Regions from separate parts of the Homo sapiens genome. Here region 1 is linked to region 2. The links are chromatin loops, found by intact Hi-C in ENCODE. Cell type or tissue: PC-3. All regions are shown on one strand.

What was found. Peaks named below come from ENCODE experiments on the same cell type or tissue, not always from the same donor. Only the 100,000 strongest peaks of a DNase experiment are listed, where the experiment ranks them.
Region 1: a loop joins it to region 2, with 4 times the contacts of the local background. A loop is called at or near these places in 3 of 110 quality-filtered maps.

Annotation. Positions count from the first base shown.
Region 1 is chr10:78,455,415-78,463,414 of GRCh38, forward strand. It overlaps LOC107984245 (a long non-coding RNA gene), which reads right to left and starts at 6,363. Exons shown (of 3, transcript XR_001747513.2): 1 at 2,506-6,363. In PC-3, no CTCF peak of the experiment used is centred here; DNase peaks (open chromatin) are centred at 2,877, 3,747, 7,027 and 7,497; H3K4me3 peaks cover 1,816 bases; H3K27ac peaks cover 4,612 bases.
Region 2 is chr10:78,044,106-78,052,105 of GRCh38, forward strand. It overlaps a transcript of RPS24 not described here. Among named protein-coding and RNA genes, the nearest start is that of RPS24, 14 kb to the left of the region's middle. RefSeq lists an enhancer at 3,465-3,524. In PC-3, CTCF peaks have their summits at 3,371 (motif pointing right) and 3,578; DNase peaks (open chromatin) are centred at 456, 736, 1,336 and 3,366.

The DNA.
Region 1 (8,000 bases), 410 kb after region 2:
TATTTATACTCCACTTCTGGCACTGTCTGCCTGTGTTCTTTCAGCTAGAGGAAATGCTCCCATCCCTCAGACAGACATCTGATCATTATAATTTCGTGTTTGAAGACAGTTTTAGCCTCCTGCAGACACACATAAAATCTGCATCCGCCGCCCAGGATGGGGGACATAAAAGTTCTTTAAGAGGGTGGTAGACCTTCGCGGGATAGAATCCAGGCTGTCTCCAGCTGGGCACTGGGGCAGGCTTCTGCAGCTCTGCTCACACACCACCTGTCCACTCTCACCTTCTCCCTCTGCCCACTCGGCAGAATCTACCCATCCTTGGAGGCCCACCCAGACGCCTCTCTTGCAGGGGCCCTCGCTGAGTCTTCTCTCCCTGACTGTCTTGGTACTTTCTCTCCCCCCAGAGTTGATTTAGTTCACTTGATGTTATGCTACGCTGCCTCAGTCCCTAGCTGCCTCTTGTATACATAACCATATATTGAATGGGCTGAACTCGACGGGGCACGAACAGGAAATGGCTTTATTTCTCTCCCTTGGATGCTTTCAAACATGCCTGGCTAGATCTTCCCCACCCTCCTGATGGCATTGCAGGCATGTACCAGAGCCTCCCTGTCACATGCAGGGATAGAAAGTATTTTCCTCTCAGATATTAAACAGGTCCTATCCGGCCCACGCACAGCCTCCACGGACATCCAGTTCAAAGTTTCTCTCTCCCGGCAGCTTGGTGGGCAGAGGCCTGCGGTGGCCCAGGGATGGGTTGTGGTCAGTTCTTTCTTACTCTTCCTTTATGTCCTCCCCAAAAACAGATGCTAAAGTCCTAACCCCCAGGGACTCAGAGTATGACCTTATTTGGAAATAGTCTTTACAGAAGTGATCCAATTAAAATGAGGCTCTAATCCAATATGATGTTTCCTTATAAAAAGGGAAAATTTGGGCAGGGCGAGGTGGCTCACACCTATAATCCCAGCACTTTGGGAGGCTGAGACAGGTGGATCACGAGGTCAGGAGTTCAAGACCAGCCTGGCCAACATGGTGAAACCCCATCTCTACTAACAGTACAAAAATTAGCCAGGTGTGGTGGAACGTGCCTATAACCCCAGCTACTCAGGAGGCTGAGGCAGGAGAATCGCTTGAACCTGGGAGGAGCAGGTTGCAGTGAGTGAAGATCATGCCACTGCACTCCAGCCTGGGCTACAGAGTGAGACTTCATCTCAAAAACAAAAAACAAAAAAACAACAAAAAAATGGGGGGGTGGATGGTGGGGAATTTGGACAGGGAGACCGACAAGCAGAGAGGGAGACAACTTGGAGATGAGTGGGGAGCAGCCAGCTGTGGGACTGGAGCACGCATCTCTGAGCCGGGAGATTGAATGGGCCAGAAAGATCATCCCCTGGGCCCGTTAGGGGAAGCGCGGCCCTGCCCACACCCTGACTTAGGACTTCTGGTCTCTAGAACTGTGAGCCAACAAATTCAATTGTCTTAAGCCTCTGAGTCTGTAGGGTTTGTTCGGCAGCTCTAGGAAATGAATGCATCCACCTTCGTCCTGCTTTCCCCGGGGCCAGGCAAAGTGAGGAGCTGGAGAAAAGCAGACCCTCTCTTTTTGGATGGCCACTGCTGCCACCTCAGTTCAAGGAGAGGCTTTCAAAGTCTCTGTCAAGGCAGGTACCCCAGTGCTGGGTGTTCTGTGGACCCTCCTCTGTGACCCCCGGGGTGGGTCCCCATCACAGTGCCAGAAACTGCTCGCCTTCTATGGCCTCTTTTCAGCCCTGGAGAAGCTCACATTCTCTTTCCAGGGCAAAGGCGGGCCTGCAGGCTGCTGCAGCTGCCCTTGGCCTCACCCCACTCCGGCCAGCCTCCTGTCCTGAGTTCTAAGGTGGGACAGGTTCAGTTCCTACTCTAAGTCCCCACCCCCTTCCCCCACAACCCAGGGGACATGTGATAAACTCTTCTGGAAATTTCTGTGCCTCATGGTGGGCTTGGAGTTTCTGCAGTGCAATGGGCCTCCAACTGGGGAAGGAAGCATGAGTCTTCTCTCTGTACAGGCACCCCAATCTCTGCAAGAGGTTCTCTGGAGCCCCTGCTAGTAGCTTACAGGAGTGCACGGAGCAGCCGAGTCACAGTATTTTACGTAAAGTTTCCTCCACATTCACATCAATTCTCTTTCTTCTGCTTAAGCAGGGTGGATGTGGACTGAGGAGGTGAGGAGCAGGCAGTGTAGAAGCCTCTTAACAAATCCAGGAGGAAGGAACCTGGTAGCTATACCCCTTGGATGGTAGGGGCATTTGACACCCATTGTCCTGGGCTTTGGGGTTTCAGTGGAAGGAGTCCCACTCCTATCCAGTCCCTTAGGAGAACAAGTCCTAGATGTAAGAGATTGGAAACTCCCTGAGCACAAGGGGCATGGGCTCTGTTTTCCTCTCCCTTCACGTACAGCTACTAGGCCAGAGAGAGCCCAGGCTCTGGAGTCCTGTGGACCCAAGTTCAAGTTCCTGCTCAGTTACTTACCCAGCTGTGCATCTCAGGGAAGTGACCCAGCCTTTTCCAGTCTCTTTCCTCTGCCGGCTTTTACGTGGGAGTGGAAGGCAAGGAAAAAAGTGCCTGCTGCAGAGTCAGGTCCAGGGACACACCAGCCCTTGCCCCCACAGCATTTTGGGGCTGGCCCCATCCTCTGAGGATGCTGGAAGCATGCGGGTGACACTCTGGTGAAGGCTGTGGGTTTCTCCTCCAGCGAAGTTTGTTATAGGATTCAGGTTAAGAATCTCTGTCTGAACTCTCAGTGGCTTATCACCGAATTACACGAAATTGTTTGGTAAAGGAACAGCAGAAAGAGAGCCAAAAGATATTGGTAGCTGATTGGGGTCCCTGAGTCATCTGAGATGGTGACTAAGTAACCCAGCACTTTGAAAAGCCTGGACCTAAATTCCCAGGGGAATTTTTTCCCCACATGCCCTTCCCACAACATACTGGGCTGGATCCAATCCCACCTAGTACTGTTCAAATGCAATCCCTCTTGTGCATTGAGCAGTGTGCTGTGGCGCAGTCTCAGTGATTCCTAAAGTTGACTAAAACATGCCTTCTAAAGGGAAAGCTATCATTGCAGACCCCCAGTGTTGATAAGAATTATTTTGATCATATTGTTACTTAAATATATACAAACATAAAAGTAAGTATAAATCTCTTATGCTTTTAGCTCTTACACAGCTGTAAAACCAAAACACAATTACAAATTAAATGCAAATAAAGCTACAAAACCATTAAAATTCAAATTAATGGCATTAATTTAATGTGACAGATGATGTTTTGCTGAAAGTAAAACAACCAACGTTGGGTTTAATAATAGAAGGATACATTCCCATTTAAGTTCCGCTTGTTATCAACTAGATCATTTTGATGTTTGGACATGCTAGACCATCATTAGAGTTATTATCAATATTATTATATTTTTCATGTATTACAATGAACACACTTCTAAACACAGACCTAGAATTTTGATGAAGCGATCAACTTAATAGAGCACTTCAAAATATAATAATTTAAAATATATAGAAATATGTACCATTTAGTAAGACTATATACCATTTACCATTTCCAGCTGCTAGTGTTGTCTTGCAAGTTGTTGCAAACCAAGGTGGCATTCACTCAGGCACCTGCTTGCAAAACAGTGACTACAATTCTACCAGCTTCAATGCAGAGCAGCTTATTTGTGGCATGTCTGTGTCCCCTGTTCTGTTTGATGACTCAATCCTCCCTCCACTTATCTCTGTTTGAACAATTGCTAAACCTTTGTTTGTACAGCAGTCCATGAAGTCATTTGGCCTTCATTTTGCAAAAACATGATAGTAAACCCAAATGCAAATGTGAACTCTGCATTCCTGAAGCATTAGTTGGTGATAATATGATCATCCACACACAACCCCAATAGGGTCTCACTGATATTTTTCAATTTTTAAAATGAAAATATCAGAATAAAAAAAGACTCTCATATCACTCAAGGGCCCCTGACAGTACATCTGTGGATCCCACTTTGAAATCCCTGGTGCAGTGAAAGGAGGTCTGGCCTGGGAACCCAAGACTCGAGTTTTCGTTCTAAGTCCCTCATTGACCCACTGTGTTCTGTGGACCAATTTCCCCCTTTCTAGACTTCATCTGCTCATGATCAGTAATTGTCTTGCATTTTGGTCATCATCACATTTATCTCACCTGATCCCTCCCTGAGGTCGGTATGACTGTCCTCAATGACAGATGGGGGAAATTGAGACCCAGGTACACATCTGGTGAGTGAGGGGATGGGGTTAGGAGGCAGAGCTGGCTGACTCCAAAGGCACCACATGGCGGTGATTCACAAAACTGAGGCGCCCCCAGAGCCCTGCCAGATCTCTCAGGCTGCCCTGGAGAGCTTCAGTCTCTGATGACCCATGTCTTGGGACCCATGCCTCCTCTCAGCCACACATACACATATGGTCCCAGGCACAGCCCTGGAGAAAGTGGGAGAACAGCCTTGATTCATCCTCATCATCCTCCGATGACCCCACCAGCCCAGTGTTCAGCTCTGAGACAACATCCACCACCCCAGTGACAGGGGAAATTTCCCCAGCTAAATATCAGACACAGGTCCTGACAACTGAAGTTTTCTGATGGGTAAATTCATGTTTGTTTATTTATTTTGATGAAAAGACAGGTCTAAGTCTATAATTCAAATCCCATTTTATACACATGCATATGTATGTATGTATGCATGCACACATATATAAACATATATACATACATGTGTGTATATACATGTGTATGTGTATAGACTTTCCTTGGTGAAAGAGAATGAAATTTGCTTGAATTGGAGCTGTGCTGGACACAAGATTTGTGGTTGCCTTTTTGAGCTGAGGTATAGCTCCACTAGGGAAGAGTCTTCAGAGAGCAGCTGCCTCCCTGGGTCCTCAATCACTAACCTCTCTAATCTTTGGTGCCAGTGAGACTGTAGCTTGGGTTCCTCCCCTTGGAAACCAGAAAGACTCCTCATCTTATCTCAGAAGGCCCTGCAGGCACCATCACTCTTGGAATCCTCCCTCTTTCAGAATTGATGTGTGTGTGTCTGCAGCCTTGACATGTAGAGTGATGTCCAGGGCTTTCTGGAATTCTGGTTCCAGTGGGAAATTCAACTTGGTTCTAGGAAATGATGCCATTGGATTCATTCTATTCACAGGCAAGGAAGCAATCTTTAGGGAGGACCTGCTTTAACAACCCATCTTTCCTCCTTATGGATCTTAAGTTTTTAAAAGATTATTTCTTCTAGAGGGAGTTAAGTGATAATGAACTCATTCTTTCATTTTTATGAAACAAAGACATTTATACTTGACCATCAGAGATTCTAATTGGCATGTGGCTCATGCTTATGAGACCTGCAGAGTTGATAGAATCGCAGCTAAAACAAAGACATTTGACATTTTAGTTATTCATGCAGCCTTGCTCAGGGCACATGTACAATGATCATTAAGCTGTTTGAAATAGTGATATTCCAGCACTTGTGAAAAGAATATACTAGTGCCCACCAATCCAACATTGTGTCCCAGGAGAACTCAGGAACAGGTGGGTGAATGCAATTCCAGCTACACTTGTTCGACTGCAGGAAAACCCTACAGGTTGCTGGGCTGCAGTGGGGGAGGTAGGTCTTTGCTCTTGAGGGGTTCCTGATCTGTGAGCCAAGCCATTTTTTAAACTGACTGCTCTTTGTAGCGGGTGGATAAGAGGCAAGGACTAAACAGGGCTACCTTAAGATAACACTCTAAGGATGTCATCATGATTCTTAGGGACTGTGCATCGCACCTTATTCAGTACTCAAAGCCCAGGTATTTGCCCTGCCCAGGACTGCTCATGGATCATACCAGTTGTTCCTGGGGCAGAGTGATGAGGATCTTATATCACTGGGCATAGGGTCTTCTGGGCTGGGCCTTGAAGGACAGAAGCCTGCTTTACTCTCCGCTTTTTGACCTAGCCTCCACTTCCTCACTCTTTGTCTGTTCTGCAAGTTTGTACTCACTTCTCATCTGGAGCTTGCCATGGCTCCTGGGATCCCAGCTTCCTGCTCTGCTGAGGACCATGGTCGGTGTTCCCCCAGCAGCTTCCTTTTAAGCAGTCCCTGGCCCAAGCTACATGCTCAGTGAATATCCCTGCATTGACTCACTGAGGCCACTCCGGCCCAGCTGCCTATTGCTCCTACGCTATGGCCCTTTAGTCTCAATGGAAATTGAAATCTGGAGTGTTGGGCTGGCCAGTTATCCTCTGTCCAGTGAGGGCCCTGTCTAACTTTCTTGTCTTTATTTCTTTTCTCAGCACAGGTTTGGGCTATCACCTGAGAACATTCAGGAGACAGTACAGGTTCCCAGATGCAACGACTCACTCAGATTTGTCTTAACAGACCCTTCTACTGGCAATCTCAGGTGGAGCAAAAAGGAGCGATCATTAGAAACAAATTCATTGTGGTCTCTTGATTCTGGCCAGCTACTCTGCAAAGTCTGGCCTCCTGCACCTCTTGGGATGAGGTGGGGCCTCTTGTCAAGACAAAAGGGAGCAAGGGCCCCTGTAGGGGGAAGAAGGGCTGCCCAGGCCTGGTGTCAGTTGTTCCTGGGGCAGAGTGACAGGGACCTCTTATCACTGGCCACCCAGTGTCTATGGACCTTGGATACCATGGCCCCCAAGGTTTAAAAAATAATGGAAAAAGCCAAGATGGCAGGATTTAAGCATCTCAACATGGTCATTGCCACTGGAGCCTCTGGGCTGCATGGGCCTCTGGCAGGAGGAGGGGGTCAGGGCCAGGAATCAATTATAGGCAAAGGCTGGCTCCCTTGGGGCTGGTGCCAGGGAGAAAGCCAGCTGCCTCATCGCAGTGTCCAGGAGAATTTATGAGTTGGATCTTGGGGGTGAGTGGTGAAGGTTGAGCTCTCCAGGAAGCAGACTCTCAGAAGGAGTTTATGAAGCAGGACGCTTAAGAGGAATGCCTTGAGACAAACACCTGTGGGAAACGGGGAGGGAGGCAGGATGGGGCAGGGGAGAGGTGGAGCTGTGATGTGGCTTGGCTGACACCACAGAGTTGTTGGAACTCAGCTAGCTCCTCAGCGTCATCTCATGTGGGGCTCTGGCAGCCAGGCCTCTGCATCTTACCTCCTCAGTCAGAGGCTACTGGAACCTGACCATCCTTTAAGGACTCTAGAATCACCCTGACTCCTCTGGTTCTCTCAAAGCCCACACCCAATTCTTCACCAATCCCTGTGGCCTGCATCTTACAAACAGATCCAGCCTCCAAGCGTAGGTGTCTTCCTTCCTCCACGGCATTGTCCACGCTTCCACCACCTCTCCCAGAGCCACTGCAACAGCCTCCTGCCTCACCTCCCTGCTTCCACTCTTGGCCCTCTGGTTGTTTCTTTACCCTGAACCACAGCATCATTTTAGAATAGACATCAGAACTTGCCATTCCTCCACCCTTACTCCCATGACTTCCCTGACTCACACAGGCCAAGAGTCAACGCCTCGCCACTCTCTCCCAGCTCAGCCCCCTCCCTCCTGTTCTTGGGACATGCCAGGCTTGCTCCCGGCTCAAGATGGGTGTACTTGCCCTTTTACCTGCCCACTGGGCTTTCCCCAAGACAGCTACAGAGCGCATTTCCTCCCTGCCTTCAGATCCCTGTTCAAATACCATTTCCTCCCAGGGTCCTTCCCTGGTCATGCTATATGAAGTTGCAAACCCGGCCCACCCCATGATATTCCCTTTGAAGTTTGATGTGTCTTTGGGGCACCAAATGTATACAAGAATCTGGAGTTCAAAAGAGAGCTCCAGACTGGTGAAAAAGATTTCTGTGTCCTGGTAATACAGATGACATTCACACAGTGAGGATGGAGAGGATCCCCTAGGGCTGTCTTGTCCAATCTAGAAGCCACCAGCCACACTTGGCTACTGAGCACTGGAAATATGGCTGGTCTGCAGGGGTCATGTTGCATGAAAGGGTAACATG
Region 2 (8,000 bases):
TAGCAACAAACTTGGTGTAGATAGGGTTTGCGGTTTCAGGCATCCACTGGGGGTCTAAGAACGTTTGCCCCATGGATAAGGGAGGATTACTGTAACACCAGCAGTGGCAAGAGACATGATCTGATTTGGATGCACAGGAGAAAGTTCTCATTTGAGGCCATGAAAAATAGGAAAGAAAGCAGGGAGATGGGAGCAGGCAGTGTGGGACAAGGTGAGACCAGTCATTCTGCAAGGGGAAGAGAGGATGACACTGGGGAGGTGGGAGCAGAGTGGGTAGGTAGGCATTCTCTTGAATCAACAAGATGGAAGGCCCTACATGACTGATGCCTTTGAGCAGAGTTTTGCACAATGCATTTCTGGTGGGAGATACTCCATTTCAAAAATAGTCTTCAGGTTGGCTGCTAGAGCACAGAAGTATGACACCTGACTCATTTGTGCTGGCAGAGAGGCTCTCCTGGGTTTTAGAGCTTTGTGAACACACCTCCATACATTAATCCAACTGTCCTTCCCCATCCACTCACCCTTGAACTTCCCGCATGCCAGATGTTGAGGGGAGGCAGAAATGAGACCTGCCTCCCAGTGCCCACAGTCTGGATGAGAGGGTACAGGTGAGGTCCTGGTAAGAAACGAAGCTGGAGAGGTCAGCGGAGAATAAATCAGGGAGGATCTTGTATGCCAAGCTAAGGATTTCACTTGTTCAGTGTTTTGGTTAAAGAAAATAAAACGTTGGAGAATTAGATGTTCTGCAGTGGATTGTGTGTTCTTTTCACATGCCGAGTTCCTCCACACAGGAAATACTTTGGCAACGCTCTGGCTGCTCATCATGCATATTGGAGAGGGAATTTATGTAGAAGGTTATGGGTCGATGAGATGGCATCCAAGTATTTATCGTATTTTTTTGAGATGGAGTTTCACTCTTGTTGCCCCGGCTGGAGTGCAATGGCACGACCTCAGCTCACTGCAACCTCCGCCTCCTGGGTTCAAGCAATTCTCTGCCTCAGCTTCCCGAGTAGCTGGGATTACAGGCATGTGCCACCATACCTGGCTAATTTTGTATTTTGTAGTAGAGACGGAGTTTTTCCATGTTGGTCAGGCTGGTCTTGAACTCCTGACCTCAGGTGATCTGCCCACCCCGCCTCCCAAAGTGCTGGGATTACCGTCGTGAGGCACCGCGCCTGGCCCCAAGTATTAATAACTCGGAAAAAGGGACCAGATCAGGAATCAGGAGTCACAGTTCCTGATCTCCACTCAGCTTACAATCAGCTGGGGCCATGGATGGGCAAAAGACTTCCCTTTTCTGGGCTTCTATTTCCCTCCCTGTGTCTGTCTGCTATCCGGGCTAGATGAGTAATTCCGAAACCTGGCAGGTGGGGGCTTTCTTTTTTTCTTTTTGTGAGATGGAGTGTTGCTTTGTCACCCAGGCTGGGGTGCAGTGGCACTGTTTTGGCTCACTGCAACCTCTGCCTCCTGAGTTCAAGCGATTCTCCTGCCTCAGTCTTCTGAGTAGCTGGAACTACAGGCGCCTGCCACCATGCTTGGGTAATTTTTTGTATTTTTAGTAGAGATGGGGTTTCACCATGTTGGCCAGGCTGGGGGCTTGTTAAAAATACAAATGCTGGCTGGGTGTGGTGGCTTATACCTGTAATCCCGGCACTTTGGGAGGCTGAGGCGGGTGGATCACTTGACGTCAGGAGTTCGAGACCAGCCTGGCCAACATGGTGAAACATCTCTACTAAAAATACAAAAATTAGCTGGGCGTGGTGGTGCGTGCCTGTAATCTCAATTACTCAGGAGGTGGAGGCACGAGAATTGCTTGAACCCAGGAGGCGGAGGTTGCAGTGAGCCGAGACCATGCCACTGCACTCCAGCCTGGGTGACAGAGCGAGGCTCTGTCTCAAAAACAACAAATGCCCAGCCTCTTGCCCCAGTTTTCAGAGTTAGTAGATCTGGGTAGCGCCCAAGCACCTGATGTTTTAATAGCTTCCCAGGTGAGGCTGCTTCAGGAAACTGGACTGAAGCTTCCCAGGTGAGCTCAGGCTTGGGAAGCTGGACTGAAGTTTCTCTAAGATCCGTTCTGCCTCTGAGAATTCTGTCTCTAATGGGAATACTGTCTCTGCCCTCAAGAAGCTGGCAGATGAACAGTAATACTATTGCTAATTAATGACCACAGAATAGCTAACATTTATTGTTTACCATGTGCCAGGTACTGAGCTAAGTCTTGCACAAATTATCTCATTTACCTTTTTTTTTTTTTTTTTTTGAGAATGAGTCTCGCTCTGTCACCCAGGCTGGAGCTCTGGATTGCACCAGTGGCGCAATCTCAGCTCACTGCAACCTCCACCTTCTGGGTTCAAGTGATTCTCCTGCCTCAGCCTCCATAGTAGCTGGGATTACAGGTGTGTACCACCACACCTGGCTAATTTTTGTATAGTAGAGACAGGGTTTCTCCATGTTGGCCAGGCTGGTCTTGAACTCCAGACCTCAGGTGACCCACCTGCCTCAGCCTCCCAAAGTGCTGGGATTACAGGCATGATCCACTGCACCTGGCCTCATTTACCTGCACTCGGAGGGAAGTACTATTACCCCCATTTTATAGATGAGGAAATTGAGGCTCAAAGAGGTTAAGGAACTTGGTTAAAGTTACACAACTATGGCATCCTATGATAAGCCTGGGGGCATTTGTGGAACATCTTGCCAAGGAGCTAGAAATGGTCCTGAGCCTTAAATGGGTGGAGGTGATTAGCTGAGGCAGCGATTCTCCAGGTGTGGTCCTGGACAGCAGCAGCAGTGTCACCAGGGAACTTGCTAGAAATTCAATTTCTTGGGCTCCACCCTAGAATTACTGAATCAGAAGCTGTGGGTGGGGCCAGGTAACCTGTTTTTTTTTTTGAGTTGCCCAGGCTGGAGTGCAGTGGCGTGATCTTGCTTCACTGCAACCTCCGCCTCCTGGGTGCGATTCTCCACCTCAGCTTCCTGAGTAGCTGGGACTACTGGTGCCTGCCACCACGCCTGGCTAATTTTTTTTTTTTTTGTACTTTTTAGTAGAGATGGGATTTCACCATGTTGGTCTGGCTGGTCTTGAACTCCTGACGTCAGGTGATCCGCTGGCCTCGGCCTCCAAAAGTGCTGGGATTATAGGTGTGAGCCACCGCGTCCAGCCAGAACCTGTGTTTTGATAAGCTCTCCAGGTGATTCAGATGCATGCTAAAGTTTGAGAACCACTGAGCTTAGGGAAGGGGAGGATATTCCAGAGGGGGACAGCTGTGGAGACCCGGTAGGACAGTGCTGTAGACTGCCCCATCCCTGCCTTTTCACTTGGTGAAATAAAGACGTGTGATGCACTATGCAGACTCCCACAAGGGGGCACTGTGGGCACAGACGTGGAAGCGGTCTGCTTTGTTGTCAAGACCGCTACCCTTGTGGAAGCATGAAAAAAGCTTGATGCCAGATCAACTGGAGAGGTCACTCTTTCTTCTCAGAGAAGGTCTAATGGGGGTGGTAATCTTGTTTATAGGATTCGGCCCTCGTAGGGAAGCTGAACCTGGAGGGCTTTCTGCTGTTCATATGTGCATGGTGATGTCTACCCATCCGTGCTGCGAGGTCTCTGCAGATCCTGTGCAAACAGCATTCCCCCTTTTGTAGCTGCCCAGCCAGGCAGCTTGCGGTTTCTATTGGGGGAGGTGGGGGCCGAAGGCTGGGAACCCCAGCAGCCCGATTCTGCTTCAGCCTTCTGCCTACAGTGCTATGCCTCTGTCCTATTCTTTGACAAGCATGGGTCCGGGGCCACAGTGCTGGGTCCAAGACCTGTTTTCAAGCCTTAGCTCTGCCCCACCACACTTTAAGATCTCTGGCAAGACCCCTTTCTCCTCTGGGTCTCAGTTTCCTACACTGTAGGATGAGAGAGTGGTGCTGAGAAAGTGGCTGTCAACATCTCTTTCCACTATAAAATTCTGCCCTGGGAGTTGAGGAAGAGACTGCCTTGTGCTTTTCAAGGACCTCGGATTGCAGGGGATCTGTAAACCCTGCTACATGACATCCATCTCCAGTAGCCACTTAAGGAAGCATTTCCAGGGATATGGTGCAAGTCAGTAAGGTGGAATCTCTCAAACAAGATTTTTTAAAAAGTCCATATCTTCAGACATCCAGAATTTGCTTTTATAGGTTTCTATTCTGCACTGTTTGGAAGAAGGAAAATTTATACCATGTTCTCTTTTCTGCTGCAGTGTGTATTTCTTCCAAAAATACATTGCCTCGGAGGGTCTTTGGCATTCACCTCGTTAATCCAGGGATTGGCATCCTATACTCTCGGTGACTGCTCACCCAGCTGAGCCACTGCTCTGCCTGGGCAGGAAATCTCCAGAACTGCCTTTTCAGAGCGCTATAGATGTGCTCATCCCTGGGTTATAAGGGGATTCAAAAGAGTGGTCCAGCCCTCTGCTGGCTCCCACCGTCGATGATGATATTCAGAGAGTCTGGTTAGAAATTGCCCAACCCAGCCGCGTGCGGTGGCTCACGCCTGTAATCACGTTGGGAGGCCAAGATGGGCAGATCACAAGGTCAGGAGTTCGAGACCAGCTTGGTCAATATGGTGAAACCCCGTCTCTACTAAAAACACAAAAATTAGCCGGGCATGGGGGCATGCACCTGTGGTCCCAGCTGCTCAGGAGGCTGAGGCAGAAGAATCGCTTGAACCTGGGAGAGGGAGGTTGCAGTGAGCCGCGATTGCACCACTGCACTCCAGCCTGGGCGACAGAGCGAGAGTCCATCTCAAAAAAAAAAAAAAAAAAAAAATTGCCCAACCCATAGGCAAACATTGTTAACTGCAGCTGTCCTTGGTGGAGGAAACAAGTTAAACATGATGTCTCTTTCCATCAGGCCTCCTTGGAGCGGGGAAGGAGAGCTCTTCAGTTCCTTTGGCACCTTCACGCAGCATGCAAGACGGGCTGCTTTTTCTTCTGTTTATGGATGAGGCACAGAGGGTAGATGACTTGCCCCAAGTCCTTCAGCTCATTCATGCTGGGGAAAGGAGTAAGCTTCAGGCGTCTTCCCCTGGAGTTCACGCCACCTCTGACAGCAAGTGAGCCGTTTGCTACTCAAGTGCTGTTTCTTGCTTTTTTAAGGTAACAAAACACTGCATGCTGTCTGGGGTACCTTTTCCCTGCTGTTCAGTTCATTGCCCTGTGTCGTCTCACAGAGCGTGTCACTGGTACAGAAATGTTCCCTGGGAAGCTAGAGTTGAAACATCGCCCACTGGTGCTCCTGAGCTGGCTTTGTCATGGGTTTAGAGGGTATGTTAGGGAGGAGGCCTTCTGCTGCAAGTCTCTGAGAAGTCAGCTTACACTGCCTTGAACAGTGAGGTTGCTTATTAGCTCCTGTAAGAACCCCCTGGATGCCCAGGAGCCTTCAGGGTTGGTGGACACTGCAGTTTAACAGCGTCTTCGAGGGCCTAGACGTTTTCTCTCTCCACTTTGCTGCCAATGCTGGTGCCATTCTGAGGGATAGTTGCCCATCACAGTGGGGCTGGGACTGGGTGAGGCAATGAAGCGCTTAGCATGTGAAATCCAAGGAGGTCTTCACCCACAGTGGTGCTAGTGCAAGGTCAGCATCTCCTTGACCCTAAGAGCACCTTGCCCTAGTACTGGGGCCTGTGGGAGGCCACCCACTCTCCACAAAGGCCAGACCAGAAGTCACCTGTGTTTTTTCTGCTCCTCTTCCATCGGCTGGGACTTAGTCTCCTGCAACACCTAATAACTGTGAGGTGGGCTGGGAAATATAGGCTTGTTCCAGCTCAGGCAGATGTGGGAGCACAGTTTTGGGGGACAATGACCAGTCTTTGCCACAGCAGGAAGAAAATGGTTGCTTCATAGGGATCCTTTCAGCAGAAACCTCCCAGCAAAAGGGGGAAGTTTACTGGGAAGCTGTGGGTGATCTAACAAAGCCAAAAGGTAGGCGGTGCTGGCAGCCTCCCTGGATTTGGGTCTGGAAAATCATTTCAGAACAAATCAGCTCTTCCTTCTCCCCTCCTTCCTCCTTCCCCCTCTTTGAGTCTATGCCTCTCTCTCTCTCTCTACAGGCTGGCTTTTCTTTGTTCCCCTTTCTGCCCCATGGCTGCCACAACCAGGATTTTATTGCTCCCCATTCCAAACTTCCGGCCAGATTAGTTAGACCTGCATCCTCCTTGCCACTTCCCAGGGACAAGATGCTGACTGGTCTGTCAGCTCATGGAGCCCACTCCCACTTACCTGGGGCTGAGGAGCACCTGCTGGGAAGGTTTGAGGGCAGGAGGGCTGCTGATGTATCCAATGCAGCCACCACTCCCACCGCTGAGACATCTGTCTTTCTTTCCTTCTTGTCACTCCCAGACCTCAGCAAGTGGCCGCTTTAAAAAGAGAATAAGAGCTTTATTGAGGTTTAATTCACAGACCATATATTCACCCTTGTAAAGTGTGCAATTCAATGGGTTTCAATGTATTTGCAGAGTGGTGCAACCACCACCACCACCTAATTTTTAAACATTTTGATTTTTATTTGGTCTCACTCTGTCACCCAGCCTGGAGTGCAGTGATGTGATCATAGCTCGTTGCATCCTCGAACTCCTAGGCTAAAGTAATTCTTCCACTTCAGCCTCCCACATAACTAGGACTACAGGTGCACAGCACCAGGCCCAGCTACTTTTTTTTTCTTTTTTTTTAGTTTTTGTAGAGACAGAGTCTCTACATTATGTTGCGCCTCCTGGCCTCAAGCTATCCTCCCACCACACCTATTCATTTTTGATCATTTTTATTATGCCAAAAAGAAACCCTTAGCCCGGCAGGTGTCTCATGCTTATAATCCCTGCACTTTGGGAGGCTGAGGCGAGCAGATCACCTGAGGTCAGGCGTTCGAGACCAGCATGGCCAACCTGGCAAAACCCTGTCTCTACTAAAAATAAAAAATTAGACGGGCATGGTGGTGAGCACCTGTAATCCCAGCTACTTGGGAGGCTAAGGCAGGAGAATCCCTTGAACCTGGAAGGCAGAGGTTGCAGCGAGCTGAGATTGCGCCACTGCACTCCAGCCTGGGCAACAGAGTGGGTGAGACTCTGTCTCAAACAACAACAAAAAGAAACCCTGTAGACATTAGCAGTCTCTCCCTATTTCCCTCAACCTCTGCCCCAGCCCCTGGCAACCACAAATCTGTTTTCTGTTTTTATAAATTTGTCTATTCTGGAAACTTCATATAAATGAAATCATATAGTGTATATAGGTTTTTATGACCGGATTCTTTCACTCAGCCTAATGTTTCCGTGCTATGTCCACACCGTAGCATGTATCAGTAATTTATTCCTTTTAATTACCAAGTAACATTCCCTTGTGTGGATTTACCACGTCAACATCAGTTGATGGATATTTGTGTTGTTTCTGCTTTTTGGCTATTCTGAATAATTTTGCAGCTATGAAAATTCATGTGCAAGTTTTTGTGTGGATGTTTTCACTTCTCTTGGGTATATACCTCGGGGTGGAATTGCTGGGCCTTATGGTGACTCTCTGGTTAACTGTTTTCCACAGAGGCAGCACCATTTTATGTTCCCACCAGCAATGTACGAAGGTTCTAATTTCTCCACATCCTTCCTGACACTTGTTATTATCTGTACTTGATTTTAGCCATGCAAGTAGGTATGAAGTGGTATCTCATTATGGTTTTGATTTGCATTTCATAATAACTAATGGTGTTGAGCATCATTTCATCTGCTTATTGGCTGTTTATATGTCTTCTTTAGAAAAATGCCTGTTTGAATCCTTTGCTTATTTTCAAATGGGGTGATTTGTCTTTTTATTGTGTTGTGTTAGTTTATATATCCTGGATGCAAATCTCTTATCAGATATATGGTTTGCAAATATTTTCTCCTATTCTGTGGATTGTCCATTTTTAAAATTTATTTATTTATTTATTTATTTTGAGACAGGGCCTTGCCCTGTCGCCCAGGCTGGAGTACAGTGGCTTGATCTCGGCTCACTGCA